Regions from separate parts of the Homo sapiens genome. Here region 1 is linked to region 2. Evidence: chromatin loops called from intact Hi-C (ENCODE). Cell type or tissue: IMR-90. All regions are shown on one strand. Links, peaks and the distances in the headings refer to the core of each region. The heading gives the core; the rest is flanking DNA. Region 1 overlaps PRKG1 (protein kinase cGMP-dependent 1). Region 2 holds the start of LOC102724719 (a long non-coding RNA gene).

Region 1 (8,355 bases), core at 212-8,211, 940 kb after region 2:
GTATATCTCCATGCATTTTAAGGGATCATGAGATAAAAAGGTTAACTTTTTTCAACTATATATTTTTTAAACAAAGTTAAACAACAATAATAGCAAGACTAAAGAATAATGAAGTTAGGCAGAATATGGATCAGAAGTTTGGCATAGGAAAAATTTTCGAATTTATATTAGTCCAATAAAAGGTTTCAATTTGGCTTTTTAATGTACTATGGAATATTATAACCCTTTCTGATTTTTTAATGCATTTTCATGTTTTGTTCCTTTATTGTTGTTCCATAAAGTTCACTCACACCCTTTCCATTACATTTTTTTCAAATAAAATCTCAGATAAAATGCAGTTCCACATTTATGGGAGATAATAAAAAAGCAGAGCTCAGGATGATACATATTTGACTTCTGTTTAGCTGCATTGTTTTATGATAGGACATTAGAAGGCAGGAGAGGATAAGTGCTATGAAAAAGGAAACTGCATTATTGTTTTTCGTAGACTATACATAAACATTGGAGATATCAAAAATGAGTGAGACAGCAATATATATATATAATTTCAACAGATGATTGAAATGTTTCTGTAAATTAAAAGAAGTATTTTAATACTTCAAGGTGATAATCTTATTTATTGTGTATTTTCATCTCTACACATGCATTTTTCTTGAGCTACTCAATGGGAATCTAAATATAGAAGGTGAGAAATCAAGATTGGCATTTACACGAACATGGCCTGTATTTTGTTGAAATATTGTGGTGCGTAGTTTGAGTTAGAGTTCTTTTGGGTAATACAGAATTGGTTGTGAATGAAAGCACCCTTTCAGAGATCTTAGAAGGACTGGACTTCTTATAACTTGACATCTTCTAACTGCTTCTCTTCTTCTATCTCTTCTACTTATTCAACAACACCATAGGGTTTTTTTCTTTTTTGTTGTTGTTAAAATATTCGTGAACATAAAAACACACTCTCACACATTGAATTAGTAAGCAAAAATGGTTTAAAGAAGATCTTAATTGCCAGAGTATCAAATGAAATTTGTCTTCCAGCTACTAATCACTTCAATGTAATAAAATCCCTTTACAACCAAAAAGTCAAAAAGTTTTAATAATGTAACAGCTTAAAAGCCATCACAAGAATCTGAAATTTGAGCAACTCAAAAAAATGACTTCAATTTTTTGAGTTGTACCCTGAAGTTTTGTACCCTGTGAACTATATCTCCTCTCCCTGCCAAACACCTAGTAACTACCATTCTACTCTCTATTACGGTGGGTTCAAAGTTTTTTTTTCGATTCCACATTTAAGTGAGGTCATGCAGTATTTGTCTTTCTGTGTCTGGCTTATCTCACTTAGCATAATGTCCTGCAGGTTCAACCATGTTTTTACAAATGACAGGATTTCCTTCTTTTTCAAGACTGGATAATATTTCATTGTGTATAACTTTTCTTTACCCATTCATCTGTTGATGGACACTTCAGTTATAAGAAGAATAAATACAGAGACCTAATGTACAACATGGTGACTATAGTTAATAATGTACTGTACACTGCAATTTGCTAAGAGATATTTCAAGTGTTCTCACCATAAAAAAAAAAAACATAACTATGTGAGGTGATGCATATGTTAATTAGCTTGTGGTAATCATTTTACAATGTATATACCTACATCCAAACATCACATTGTATATCCTAAACATATACAACTTTTTTTGTCAGTCATACCTCAGTAAAACTTGTTGAAAATTTTTGCCTCTTTTTTAGGAATTTATAGATGAGGGATTTTTTTTCCTTCAGTCATTTTTTTTCCCTAAAAATCTGTTAAGTGGTATTTAAATATAAGACTCTCTATCTTAATAGCAGACTTTTAAAGTGTCCTGAGTAGCAAAAGTAAATACTTAAAAATGTATTGAAACAAAAATAGAAGTAAAAGGAAATAAAAATAACCTCTACCACCATTGTTTAAATGTACAGAATTGTCATCTCAACCACCCATATTTACTTGGTATGAACTCCTGTTTATTATTAAGATTCTTGATTCTTAACGTATGGAATTTAGAACTATAAAATGGACAGTCTTAATATTACTTCACCTCATACATCTTTTAAACTGTTTAAATCTAGAGTAAATGGTTACACAAAACACATGTGAAGTTGGGGCTGATTCTCTTCCTTTGGTATGGAAAAAAGAACAGCAACCATGAAATAAGAATTGTATATGATCCATGAAAAGGAAAGGAAAAATTAAGCTAATAACTATCAGTGAGATCTATAAACCCATTTCCCATCTCTTCACAAGTATTCCCAAGAAATATTATTCTTTCTACATTTGTGATCAATTATTTCAAGACCAGTTTTAATTTGAAGGATTATAATCCTATTATCCAATTACTTGGCAAAAGACAAGCTCAGATTTATATTTTTAATACTGCCTTCTTTTTCAGTGATGGATTACATAACAAGTTCTTTGCAAATTCTGTTTATTATTAGGCACATTTCTGGTTTTGACAAATTAAGCCTGTCTGCTTTTGTCATCACTTCTTAAGCTTTATACAGTATCTACACAATTTGAGGGAATACTTTTTGTTTCCACTCAGAGTTTGGTTAATGCTTTCTTCTTACTATTTTGTGATGGTTTGTCTTATAACACACTGGTGCCTCCTTTTCTTCATTTCTTCCTTTTTTCTTGCCTTCCCTCCTTTCTTTCTGAGAAATGTTAACACGGATCCACTCAATGGCACTGTGCTGTTGACGTAGAATAAAACAAAATAATGTGCCATTGTGTAGGTGACTCACCCTCAAGATTGCTCCAGTTAAGGAGAGAATCTATCCCTGAGTTTTTATATTACTAATTATTGAGTGGCAGCTTTTCTTTTCTTTGGGTTTCACAGCATGTGCCTTTGGACAAAGAACTAGGGAAGATGTAAAAGATGAGTTTATAATACATCAAGATATAAATGTTAACACCCTATGCTGTTCATGTAAATACTAAAAACACTATGAAAGATCATCAGCAGCAGTTTTTTCTTGCACTTTTTCAGCTCTCTTGACATATATGGTTACAGTTGGAGGCATTTTTCAGTGTACCAATTAAAATATTTTTTTTTCTACACAATCCAGCAAAAGTGTGAGAGTAAACATAATAGAATTTGAGTTAGCGAAAGTTAGTATGACATGTGAGGTTGTGGTTTTAGTGCATAGTGGTTATTTGTTTATGAATCTTATTCTGGCTGTGTCTCATTTACCGTTCTCAACTCTGTCTCTGCATTTCTTTCACCAAATGCCTCCTTGCATGGTGTTTAAGCCTGCAAACTCTTCTTTCCTGGTTCCATCCCGGTATCATTCTTTTTTTATGACCAAACTACACTGTGTACTGAGTGAAGGACAGTGCTACTTTTAAGAGATAGGATCTTGGCTGTGCCACTAATTAACTGGTGCCCTTAAGAAAGTGAATTAACCTTGTTGAAATACAGTTTCCTCAATTATAACACATTTACAGTTCCCTATATGACCTATGATGCAGCTTTCTGAAATTTCTTGATTCATTTATTTTGAGTTTGTGTTCTTTTTAGTCTAAATCTCATTATCCTCAAATTCCATTCTCCTTTGCAAATCCAGGTGTTCAATCATGTAGGTAAAATAGAAGTAGGATTAAGAAAGTCATGAGGGAAACAACTTGGCTATGAAACATTGTAAGAACAGCAACAGTAAAGAAGTTTTGGAGTCTTGTGCTCATCTTTTTTGTCCTTTTCTTGCCCCTCCCAACAGTTGTGTCTTTCTCATATATACATTTATTCAGCAAACATTATTGAACACCTTCCAAAGATCTGATGCTGGTCAGACTCTCAGAACCCAGATACGAACCAGACGAAGAGTCAGGAATATCCGTCTGGGGAAGCTACAGAAGAGAAAGCTGACATTTTCTCTAGCTGAGCAATCCACAAGCTGTTATGGATACATATAGGAGACACAGAGAGATAATAATAACCTAGAGAAACAATTCCTCAATCAATCCTGGTTTTCCTCTCATATTTCTGCAGCCCATCTATGTCCCTCTGAATCCTTCTTTGTAGCTTAGTGCTCATGAGTAGGCTCTGAAGTCAGACTTCCTGCACTGGTAGCTCAGCTCCTTAATCTAGTTACTTTGTGGCCCTAGAAAGTCATTTAACCTCTCTGTCAGTTTTCTCATCTGTAAAATGTGAATAACAATAACTGTCTAGGTTATAAGATTATGAGAGTTGAATGTATATATAATGTTTAGTATAGCTTTTTGCACGTAATAAGCATTCAATAAATTAACTATTCATATTAATTATCTCTACTTTTGTCATTTCCTCTAAGTGTTTTAAGAAGACATTGAATTTGTAAACTTCTAGATGTTTCTATTCAAAATGATATTCTCCTCACAAACCACTTTTTGGCTGTAAACTCCGGGATGGCAGGTATTTTTGTTTTTGTGTGTGTTTGTTTTTAATTATATTTTCAAATGCTAGTAAAATTCTGGCACAAATAAATATTAGAAGAAAGAAGGAAGGCAAGAGTTACTTGCATTGTTGAAAACAATAATAATGTCAACTGCATGTTGATAAACAGGTAGAAATTCCTAAAATATATTAAAACAAGATAAAGATGATAAGACAACACTAATTCTTAGCTAAAAACTGAAGTATCATTACTTCTCTTCAGCATCTCCTGGGACTGAATCTATCCTCCCAGAGCCCATCTAGACAAAAGATCCCCATCTACTGGATAATGTGTGAACAGCATCTAACGAATATGATTCTTATGTATGTTAGGGAGTTAATTTAATTTTCCTTAAAAATGCATAGCATGGAATGTCATATTTGGGACTGTTTTGTGAGGTCTTGCTCAAGGAGAGGAGATTAGTGTTGCAGAGTGACCTGGAAGTGGTAGGGGGGAAACGTTCATAATTTACTTAATTTGCTGCTATTGTTACCATATTATTCATTCAGCATGTTCTATTTTTGAAATTAAAATACAGTTTTAGAGGCGCAGTGGCTCATGCCGGTAATCCCAGCACACTGGGAGACTGAGGTGGGAAGATTGCTTGAGCCCAGGAGGTCGAGGTTGCAGTGAGCTGTGATCATGCCACTGTACTCCATCCTAGGTGACAGACTGATACCCAGTCTCCAAAAAATAAAAGAAAAAGAAATATGATTTTTTAAAAATTTAATCATTATCAATATGAGTTTGCCTAAATCCCCCTTCACCTTCCTTTCAGTTATAGTTTTAGGAGCCAACAAAATATATTTTCTTCCTTATTTCATGTGTTACAGGACTTTTGATAGGCAAGCTCTCTATAAGGGTTTGCTTAAGTTATTTTCTATACCCTGAAGCTTGCCTTTTCTTTTCATTAATACCACCCTGGAGAAATGGCATATATGACAATGTGGCATTTGTGACTTATACAATATAGCAATGTGGCTTATGGATGAATGAAAGGGTAATGCCCATCTTTTTTTTTTTTTTTTTTTTCATTCAGTAGAGACGGATTTTTGCTATGTTGGCCAGGCTGGTCTCGAACTGGCCTCAAGTGATGTGCCCACCTCAGCTTCCCAAAGTGCTAGGATTACAGTCATGAACCACCCAGTGACCAGCCAGTGCCCATGTTTTTAAAAGGCTGTGGAGCTTCCTATTGTCCTGAGAAATACCTGGACAGCAAAGTGTGTGACCCCACCCAACCCTGCCACTGGTAGTTAGGCAGGCATTGCATGCTAGAGCTTCTGGCCCTGTGGCCTGCTTCTGTTTGAACTCAACTGGTGGGCACAGCTCGCTGTTGTCCCAGTAAGCACATGGACAGTAACATGGGCATTTCCACCCACCCCTGCCATTGGTAGCCAGGTGAGCAATGACTGTTAGAGTTTCTAGCCCAGTGGTTCTACTTCTGCCTGAATTTGCTGAGGGATGCAGTCTTCTGTTGCTCTAGAAACATCCAGATGTCAGGGTGGGCAGGTCCACCAATCTTACCTCCCATAGCCAAATGAGCCATACATGCTGGAGGTTCCAACCTGACAGTCCTGCTTCCACCTAAACTCTGTGGTCAGTTGCAACCTCATGTTTTCACAGGAAGCACACAGATGCAGATCAGGGCCAACCTGGCAAGGATATGGCTTATCTGCCTGAGGAGGCCCTTGGACCACAACACCGAGAAGAAGAACTGAAGCATGGGGAGAATAATCAGAGGTGTCATTAAGACACAGTAGCAAACTAGCATCAAAGCCAGTCAACTGAACCCACCTTATACCATAATCAAACCCCCAAGGGCATCAAATAAGATAAAAGAAAACAAAACAAACAAACAAACAAAAAAAACAAGTCTATCAAAAAGACAGCAACTTCAAAGATTGAAGGAACATCATCAGCCCACATAAATGAGAAAGAACCAGTGTAAGAACTCGTTCAACTCTGGCAACTCAAAAAGCCAGAGCACTTTCTTTCTTCCAAATGACCACACTTGTTCCCTAGCAAGGGTTCTCAACAAGGCTGAAATGGCCGAAGTGACAGAAATAGAATACAGAATATGGATGGGAATGAAGATCATCAAGATTCAGGAGAATGTAGAAACTCAATCCACAGAATCTAAGAATCATAATAAAATGATACAGGAGCTGATATACAAAATAGCCATTATAAGAAAGAACCAAACTAATCTGATAGAGCTGAAAAATACACAAGAATTGCATAATGCAAATGTTATTAACAGCAGAATAGACCAGGCTGAGGAAAAAATTTCAGAGCTCAAAGACTGGCCCTCTGAAATTACTCAGTCAGACCAAAATGAAGAAAAAAGAATGAAAAATAATGAACAAATCCTCCAAGAAATATGGGATTACATATAAAGACCAAATCTATGATTCACTGATGTCCCTGAAAGAGGGAAAAAACAAGCAACTTAGAAAACATATTTCAGGTATCATCCATGAAAACTTTCCCAACCTTGCTAGAGAGGCCAACATTCAAATCTAGGAAATGCAAAGAAACCCTGTGAGATATTACATAAGGAGATCATTCCTAAGTGACATAATGATTACATTCTCTAAGGTCAAAATGCAAGAAAAAATGTTAAAGGCAGCTGGAGAGAAGGGGTGGATCACCTACAAAGGGAACCCCATCTGGCTAACAGTGCACTTTTAAGCAGAAACCCACAAGCCAGAAGACATTGGGGACATGTATTCAGCTTTCTTAAAGAAAAAAAAATTCCAACCGGGAATTCCATGTCCAACCAAACTAAACTTCATAAGTGAAGGAGAAATAAGATCCTTTTTCAGAGAAGCAAATGGTGAAATAATTTGTTACGACTAGACCTGCCTTACAGGAGCTGCTGAAGGAAGCTCTATGGAAAGGAAAGACCGTTACCAGCAAGTACAAAAACACACTTAAGTACACAGACAAGTAAACTATAAAGCAACCACAAAAAAGAGTCTGTATTTAACATCAACAACTACCATCACAATGACAGGATCAAATCCACATGTATCAAAACTAACCTTCAGTGTAAACAGGCTAAATGCCCCCATTTAAAAGGCACAGAGTGGCAAGGTGGATAAAGAAATGAGACCAAATGTTATGCTGTCTTCAAGAGACCCACCTCATATACAATAACATTCTTAGGCTCCAAATAACAGGATGAAGAAAAATATACAAAGCAAAGAAAACACAGAATAAAGCAGAGATTGTAACTGTAATTTCACACAAAATAGACTTTAAACCAACAAAGACCAAAAAGACAGTGAACAGCATTATATAATGGTAAAGGGCTGAATTCAACAAGAAGACCTAACTATCTAAATATATGTGCACCCAATATAGGAACACCCAGATTCACAAAGCACATTCTTAGAGACTTATGAAGAGATGTGAATTCCTGCACAACAATAGTGGAAGTCTTCAACACTCCACTGACAGTATTAAACATATCATGGAGGCAGAAAATTAACAAAAATATTCAGGACTTGAACTCAATACTTGCCCAAATGGACCTAATAGACATCTACAGAACTCTCCACCTAAAAGCAACAGAATATACATTCTTTTCATCACATGGTACATATTCTAAAATGGTACACACTCTAAAATCAGACATAAAATAGTACTCAGCAAATGTGGAAAAACAAAAATCACACCAAACACAGTCTTGGGCTACAGTGCAGTAAAAATTGAAATCAATACCAAGAAAATCCCTCAAAATAACACAATTACATGGAAATTAAACAATCTGCTCCTGTATGACTTTTGGAAAATAATGTAATTAAGGCAGAAATCAAGAAAATCTTTGAAACTAATAAGAACAAAGATACAACATACCAGAATCTCTGGGACACAGCTAAATCAGTATTAAGAGAGAAGTTTCTA
Region 2 (8,355 bases), core at 28-8,027:
GAAGCTGTACACTATGGAAGTGTATTTGAAATAAAATGAGTCATGTAAAGAAGGAGTACAAATTTCTCTTGTCATGTGATGCTTTGCTTTACCTTGTACTTTTAAAAAATGAAACATTTAAATCTCAATCAGAAACTATTTGCTAAAAATATTATTTTTAACTGAATAAAGAATATATTTTCTACATATAGAAAGGCATATCATATCAACATGACATTTTTCTGTTGTGGAGCTTTATTAATTTTAATTACATATGTTTTTCCTCTTGGGAAATGGTGCTTCCAAAAGGATTAGGTATATTGATGACTGCCTCATGAGACTCCCAGTTTGTGAGAGGAAAAATCTAATTAAAACCACTAAAGATAAATGATGCAATGCCAAGAGGGTTTTTACATTCACATGGTTATTAATGCTAAGGTTTTGTTGAAGATCTAGAAGTTTCACACAGTTATGAATCAGAAACTTAGATTTCTGTTTAGACACTGAAGCAGCATTATAACATTGCAGTTAAAAGCTTAATTTATAAAGATTTTTGGGATGTATATATGCAAGGCTTTGACTTTTTATCTTCAAATTTGACTCTTTAATAGATAAGGATTTGTTTTATTTTCTCATAGGAACGGCTTGTCTTTAGGTTTTTTTAAGGTTGACAACAATTACTTTTTCAAGACCTATATTCAAGTCTAATAAATTTGAAGGGCTTACGAAGTATTCTTTCTGACTTTTTAAAATTACAGAAAACATCTACCTGAGAAATTTTCTTTTTTGCATTAACAAACCATATATTCCTGTCTTTTGATTTAATTGAACAACTATTTAACATAGCATTGTGACTTTATAATTATTGCTAATTCCCAAAGGTTAGCACTTTCATATTCAATTGATTGTGATGTTAAGCTTATGATTTTATATCTAGGGCCTACTCTGACATTCTATGGAGAAAGCAAAGCAAGAACAAGGGAGGGGAGATGGGAAATAATATATGTATGTTAAGAATTAAGTTAGTGAAGGAATTTTGCAGATGGAGGTAAATTTGCTTCTTGAACTTTGTTTAAATCTTAACTTTCAAATTATAAATGATCAGGTAGGACACAAGCATTGGTTAATAATCACAGAAGTTATTAAGTATATTAATTGAAAGCATCTGCTTTCGAAATAATGTCAAATGGTATGAATAGTTTTCTACAAGATGTATGTATTAAGAAGCACTAGTAAAGAAGGCCAACTCCAAATAAAGCAGTCAGCTTTTGGAAGAGTAGCTGGAACTGTGGAAGAAACAAAAAAGAAATTGCAAAACTGTTGATCCTGTAGACATTGCCAGTGTTACATAAAAGAGCACTGTACCTTGAAGACAACATATTATAAGCCTAAGAGTAAGAAAGAAGGTGAGATTATGGTGATTTAAAAGTGCATTGAGAGAGTTGAAAAAAGTAGTTGGATATCAAGACACATTATTTCCTAGAAAAAAAAATCAGAGTGACAGGAAGAAAACATAGTTACCATGGGCCTTAAACAGGCAAATATGTTGTTCAAATAGGGATGTATTTTTTTTCCATAAAAGAAAACCCATTTTAAAGTTAAGCCTCTGATATATTTGATTTGTTACATACAGAAAGGCTTAAACTAAGCCTCTGATATGTTTGATTTATTAAATATTACACAACACCATCAATAAACAGAAAAGTTTTCCCTTTTGATTCTTTTCCATCAGAGAGGTGTGTTTTGCATTTTAAATAAATAATTGTTGACTGTATTTACTCCTACCTTTATTTATTCAACGCAATTAGCCAGTATAGTGAGCGCCTTCCTGTTCTAGGTGTTGATGAACAAAATAGACATAATTCTTTGCTTTCATAGTTTACAGTCTAATGGGAGATGTATCTATCTAACAAATATTTATGCAAATATTAGGGTTAGTGTTAGGGTTAGAATGCGTAATATATAATTATGCATTGTGATAAAGTGCTTTTAGAAGGGAAAACATTATGGGGATGATTCTGAAGGATTATCAGAGAGAGTTTTTTTAGGGAAGAACTGAAGATTTATTGAATAAATGACTCAAGAGATGAGAGGCGGTAATGGGGAAGTGATAGGGCTAGGATTTGAAGGCAGTGAAAGGGGTTGAGAATAGGTCTTCACGGGCAAAAAGAGAATTCCCATTGGAAGCTATGAAATGTTAAGACGTAATTGCTTAATGCTTGGAGAACTTAAAGAACTAAAGGATCACTGTAACACTTTGGTAATTAATTACTCATCAAATGCTCTACCTTATTTTGATCCCATTGTAGTCCTTCCTTGAACATTTTCACAACCTAAGCAATAATCCTGTGACCCAGTCTAATTTTAAAGGGAGGAAATTGATTATGGATCAAATGGCAAGGCTAATCCTTCCTGTAGGCACCAAATTTGTTATATGTTCATGGTTTTCTGTCATGTCATTGGCTGTGGCCACAGGCTGGGCAAATTGTGGTTTGAAAGGGGAGATGTGAGTAGTTGACAGTACTGTTTGTGGGACGAGAACTGTGTGTTCTTGTCTCAGATATTGCTGTGTATGTAGATAGCAATAGGGGATTTCACAAATGGAGAAAATGCTTGTACTTTCTATTAAATTGTCTAACTGACTTTTAAAGTATTAAATGCCATGAATACTCAGGTTCAACACTGAAAGTATTAGAAGAAGGAAGGTTTAGTTGTTAAACAATGTATATATTTACCATTTATTTACATGGTATATACAGTATGTAATATTTTATGTATTTACTGTATATTTATTTTGGAAATTCATAATACATACTGGAATGTTAAAAGTACTGATATTAATACTGAAAGAAATCTCTTTTCTTACATTTTTCTCAATCTCTCCCAAACATTTTTGACCATGAAACCCTTTTTCATTACATTTATTACCATTTTAAGGAAGTAGTGTTCTTTAGTTCACATTCTGAGGGAAGCCCTGCATTAGAGTCGCCTGGTTGCTAGCAGAGCTTTCTTTGACACTCCTCTTAGAACAACATATTTGCCTGCTTAAGATCCATGATAACTATGTTTTCTTCCTGTCACTTTGAATATTTTCTAGAAAATATGTGTCTTTATACAACTACTTTTTTTTCTTGAAAGAATCACCACTTAAAAGATTCCACCTCTCAATCTTGGTGCACTGGGGATTAAGTTTCCAGCATATGAACTTTGGGGGAGACATTCACATCATAGCTAACACATTTGCTTTTTTTTTCTGTGGGAGGTGGGATAGGATGGGATGTTAAGCCATGGCATATGTTGCTGTCGCTCCTTTAATTATCTGTGTTTGTGTGTTTGTATGTATGTGTGTATATATATATATATATATATATGTTATTTGTGTGTGCCCTTGAGAGTGGCATAAAGTAAACTAAAAAATAGACCAAACATGGAAACACTGTTATCTTAGGTAAGTTTTAGTTCTGTGACTGCTGAGAGAATATTACTTGCTGTTTTCTGATGGAGGGTCTAACCAGTGGAAACTGGAAAATGAAAGTAAGCAATTTTCACTAAGTTCTCTATGTTCCTAACAGCAGCAATTGCTTTTAATATTCCACAAATAAACATTGTGAAGATTTCCCTGTTATTTTTTCCACTTAAAAGTTGTAGTCAACATAGATGATTTTCTAAAGAAACTAGATGATTAGAATTTTGGCTGTATTATAATCTGGGGAAAAATTAGATGAATTTTCCATAATGACTCTCTACATTAACTCTTTGAGTAAAAAATTTGTATGTAATACAGTGACTCTAGACAGACACTATTTTGTGCTAATATCAAAAAAGTGTGAAATTTCCTATTGTACATTTATTTATATGGTGCATTGAAACTATATGATACTTTAGATATTGCTGCTTTGGGTAACTTCTTCATTATATAGGTGTTTGAACATTTGTCTTTTAAGTTTAAATCTGGAACACTAATATTTATTCTTTACCTACCAGATTAAATGCCTGTGCTTTCAATAATGAATTTTTAAAAATCCAGTCTAGACCATGAAGGAATTACTGAATCTTCTCTAAAAACCTACATTAGGCAAGGCCAATGATAATGTTGTAGTTAGTTACAAATACATAGTGAATGTATGCATCTCCTGGGCCCCAGCCTGGGGCTTCTACCCTTGTTTCAAGAATAATACGTGGCAATATCTTGGCCCTGGAATGATATCCATTTGCTTTACTAGCCTACTATTTCATTTGCCTGTCGTTAGAAAAGTGGATTTCTGGATTTCCATCTCATGATGATTATAGAAAAGTCACAATTTGAAGATTCCTTAATTTGAAGCTAGGTGATATTTACATGCCCATTAAGTTAATGAGAGTGGAGATCTCCATGTATTTCCCTACTATGTCTTTTTGCCTGCAAAGCCCCCTCTCCCTTGAATCACTGACATTCTCACAATGTAAATAAATTTCTTGACATCTTTCTCTTGCCCAATGCAGTCATTTGACCTACTAATAAAAATTCAATTCACCCAAATTTCTATTTCATTGTCCTTCTTACATCTTTAGTATTTTCTTACCTTATTATTTTTAAAGAGTTTGCTAGCAAAACTTCAGTTTTCTTTACTTTAAATTTTGGTTACAAAACCTGTAAGAAGAAAATGGCCAAGTTATATCAACTGCTAAATACTAGTTAAAATACAAACAACAGCAAAAAAGACAAATCATGGACTAGAGAGCTATTCTATAAGCCCCACAATATCAAATCTGTTTTCAGAATCAAAATTACTTTTAAAAATACTTTAGAATATTTTGTGGAAAATATTGATGATTTACCTTAGTAAAAGATGCACATTTAATATACCAGAAGAATCACTGAAATGGAACTGAGCAACTCTAACTTATTTATCATACAGGTATGTTGCATGCTCATGTACATATTCATTACGCTTCAAATGCAGTAAAATGGTGTCTTGTGAATAAAGCATTTTAAATTCTATTTTATGCATTTAAAAATTTTACACTTATTTCAAAATACAAAAAACCTAATATTTTTCTTGATTTTTTTTCTTTTGGCTATTGTAAATGAGCAGCTGACTAAAGAGTACAAATAAATATTCATTTTGTTAGATAGCTCATGAGTTTTCATGAGAACTAGTTTAGCCTGAGACCCAATAATAACTTCCCGTCATCTTAAGAAGGGGACTATAAAAATTCATTTCACCTAATATTAAGCATGACACTAATTCAGTATTAAATGCTAAGTACATTAGCAATTATGGTACAGTACGCTGTTACTTTCCAAGTCTCTGCAGTAAGTTTTTCATCATTAATGGTTTATTATTTTTTTCTTTTCTACGCAGAACTTACCATTTGAAATAGTATAACTTGAAAACAGCCAAACTATTTCAATTTTTACTTATATCCATGTAAATATATATTCCTTATGGCCAAATCTATCCACTAAACACAATTATAAAACTAGTTCTATAGGAATTAATAAAATAGCAGGCACTTGAATCCCTGTACTTAATTCACAGGGAATCAATGTAAGTTCCAGTTTCTGTAAAAACAATAAAGCAAAAAGGGATCCTTGAATTATTGTCTAATTTATCAAAGTATAATTAAAATTCTATTGTCTGACTCATCCCCCTTTATAGTCCAAAGACAGTTCCGGTTGTGCATTATTATTCATTGCAATAGGATGATTGCTTTCCTAAAACATATTAACACAAAGTAATGTATAAGTGGGTTTGTAATGTGCCTAAAATAATAGGTATTATCATTACAGATCTTCCTTGGTTTTACTTTTCTATCAGTAATGTGGAAAGCAAAATTTGAAAATATTTATAAACTAGAGAAGCTCAGATATTTTGAATTGAATAGGGTGACCAACTCTCCTGGTTTGCCCGAGACTGGAAGATTCTTAGAACTTTTAGTTTTAAAGACAGGACAATTTCAAGCAATTTTAGGATTAGTACAATCTCTGGCAAATGGGTTCAAGTTACTTACCCTGAGCCAGAATGTAATCTTGTTGAAATAAAGACAGGACTGTTTTGTGAAAAGGAACTTTTTGAAAACCTTGTTGCTGCTCTTTCAGGATTTTCCAAATTTGTCCTCTTCACCTCCCTGACCCCTAAGTCAAGCAAGTTGATGTTAAAGACACTCTTCTCTCTCTGGATACAGAATAGGACAGTAGCAACACTTATAAGTTCTGCAGAAAGTAATGAGGGGTAGGGGCCTCAGCTCTACATCACCTAGTCTGGATATGAAGCCAGTCTTTGCCATTGATTAGGTGAATGATTCTGTGACTCCATTTTCTCTAATATTAATAGAATATTAATAATATTGAACTTATAGGGTTGTATGAACAATACCTATCATGCATTAAGAAGTCAAGGAAGTTAGTTAATTTTTTGTGATCTTGATTATGATTAGCAACTTAGAACAGACCGTCATGTCTGCCAGTAATAGCTTTAAAATCTAGATTCCTAGGAGGACTTGTTACTTTTAGCAATCTTCTGCCAGAGGAAGCTTCTGTCTCCTGAAAGGCTCAGCTATATATTTGTTTGTTTATTTTTTCCCATTCAAGATATACACATGAAATGACAGAAGAAAATTTCAAAACTTAAGATTCTTCCAGGAAATACAGTGTCAGTGGAATGGATAAGTGGATAAAATTAGCACAGTTCTTTTGGGCTAATTATGTTTTTAGTGAAGGATGACAAATTCTACAGATTTATTTTTGAATAGCCAGTATTATAATAAAGCTACTTTATTGGAATAGCTCATTAAATGATTCTGAGAATCCATTAAGGAAGGCATGTCAGTTTTTATTCTCAATTATGAGGATTGGGTGCAAGACTAAAGAGCATGTTGGAGTTCAACAGGCCACAGTTTGGTCTGGCTACCAGTAGAACTTTGCTTCTATTAAAGTTATGAAAAAGGAAGACTGCTGAAAAACAGGTTGTGAGTTGTTTCTGGAATTCTAGAGTATGAAGTCAGTTCCTTCAAAATTGCATTGTTCTAACTGTTAGCATCTAATGTCAAAGCTTCATCTCAGATAGGCAGTGGGGCAGGGCTCAGATCAAGCCATTCTCCTCTACTCTATCCCTGAAGGAATCTGAGGTAGACACTTCCTAATTAGCAGAAAGTAGACTTGTGCCTGATCTTTGATCTTGTAATTTAGCCAATTAAGTTTACTACATGACACTTAGTAAAGATAATTTGTCTGTTAAGACGTAATTGCAGGACTTTGATTTTTCACATAGGGTTTATTTCCAGCATTTACTAAGTACAACGCAGAAGATGTTTAAGAAAATATTGGAAACACTCAAAAGGTTGAGATGGAAACCTGGTCGCTCAAGATCTAAACAGCTGGTCAAAAGCATCATTGAAAAACATACTTAAAATATTTATTTTTACTTTAAAAATGAAAGAGAAAAGGCTAGAATCCTGGATTTTGCATATGAAATTATAAAGCATTTAAGGGGAAGTCAATTTAAAAAAATAACACAGCCTGAGATAACTAAATATATTCTATTCCTTGAACACCTTTTAAAGTCAATTGTAAAAGTCATGTCTTTTCAGCTTTTTACTCTATTTGTGTTTGTTATAACAGATTCCTGACTCTCAATATCAGATTCATCCTGGAACAGATTTTATATCATGAGATGTAAATTTAAAATGAAAATGTAATGTGTATACATCCTATAGTTGCATTTAGATATGCCAGCTTAAATACTGATAAGTATTTACATAATTTAGTGTAAAAAAACTCACTTTTTTCCAAAATGCCTAAATATTTTTGGTTTTTTTATTTTTGGGGAAAGTGTTTTAGTTTTTATTTTCCTTTGTACATGTAGACAGACTTTCTACAAATGAGGAAGAACCTTCTCTCTTTGTGCTGCTCAAAAACATTAAGTAACCCCATTTAAACCCTAAATAAACTCTAAAACATCAATGAAAAACGTATTTAAAATATTTGTTTTCACTTTAAAAATGAACGAGATGGCTGGGCACAGTGGCTAATGCCTATAATCCCAGCATTTTTGGAGGCCAAGGCGGGCAGATCACGAGATCAAGAGATCGAGAACATCCTGGCCAACATGGTGAACCCCGTCTCTACTAAAAATACAAAAACTAGCCGGCGTGGTGGCGGGTGCCTGTAGTCCCAGCTACTCCGGAGGCTGAGGCAGGAGAATCACTTGAATCCAGGAGGCGGAGGTTGCAGGGAGCTGAGATTGCGCCACTGCACTTCAGCCTGGGTGACCAGAGCAAAACTCCGTCTCAAAAACAAACACACAAACAAACAAAAAAAAAACAAAGAGAAAATCCTGGAATTCTGAACCCAGCTTAGCAGTTGTCTAATTATGTCCTCTATACATTGTATCT

Evidence for each region. Hi-C counts contacts between places; a loop is a spot of excess contacts. Peaks named below come from ENCODE experiments on the same cell type or tissue, not always from the same donor. Only the 100,000 strongest peaks of a DNase experiment are listed, where the experiment ranks them.
Region 1: a loop joins it to region 2, with 3 times the contacts of the local background. A loop is called at or near these places in 17 of 110 quality-filtered maps.

What each region holds. Positions count from the first base shown.
Region 1 is chr10:51,999,794-52,008,148 of GRCh38, forward strand. The region is part of intron 5 of PRKG1 (protein kinase cGMP-dependent 1); the gene reads left to right. Among named protein-coding and RNA genes, the nearest start is that of CSTF2T, 300 kb to the left of the region's middle. In IMR-90, for the core only: a CTCF peak has its summit at 4,725; a DNase peak (open chromatin) is centred at 4,708.
Region 2 is chr10:51,063,944-51,072,298 of GRCh38, forward strand. LOC102724719 (a long non-coding RNA gene) reads right to left here and starts at 4,609. Exons shown (of 2, transcript NR_120678.1): 1 at 4,542-4,609. It also overlaps a transcript of PRKG1 not described here. In IMR-90, for the core only: no CTCF peak of the experiment used is centred there; no DNase peak of the experiment used is centred there.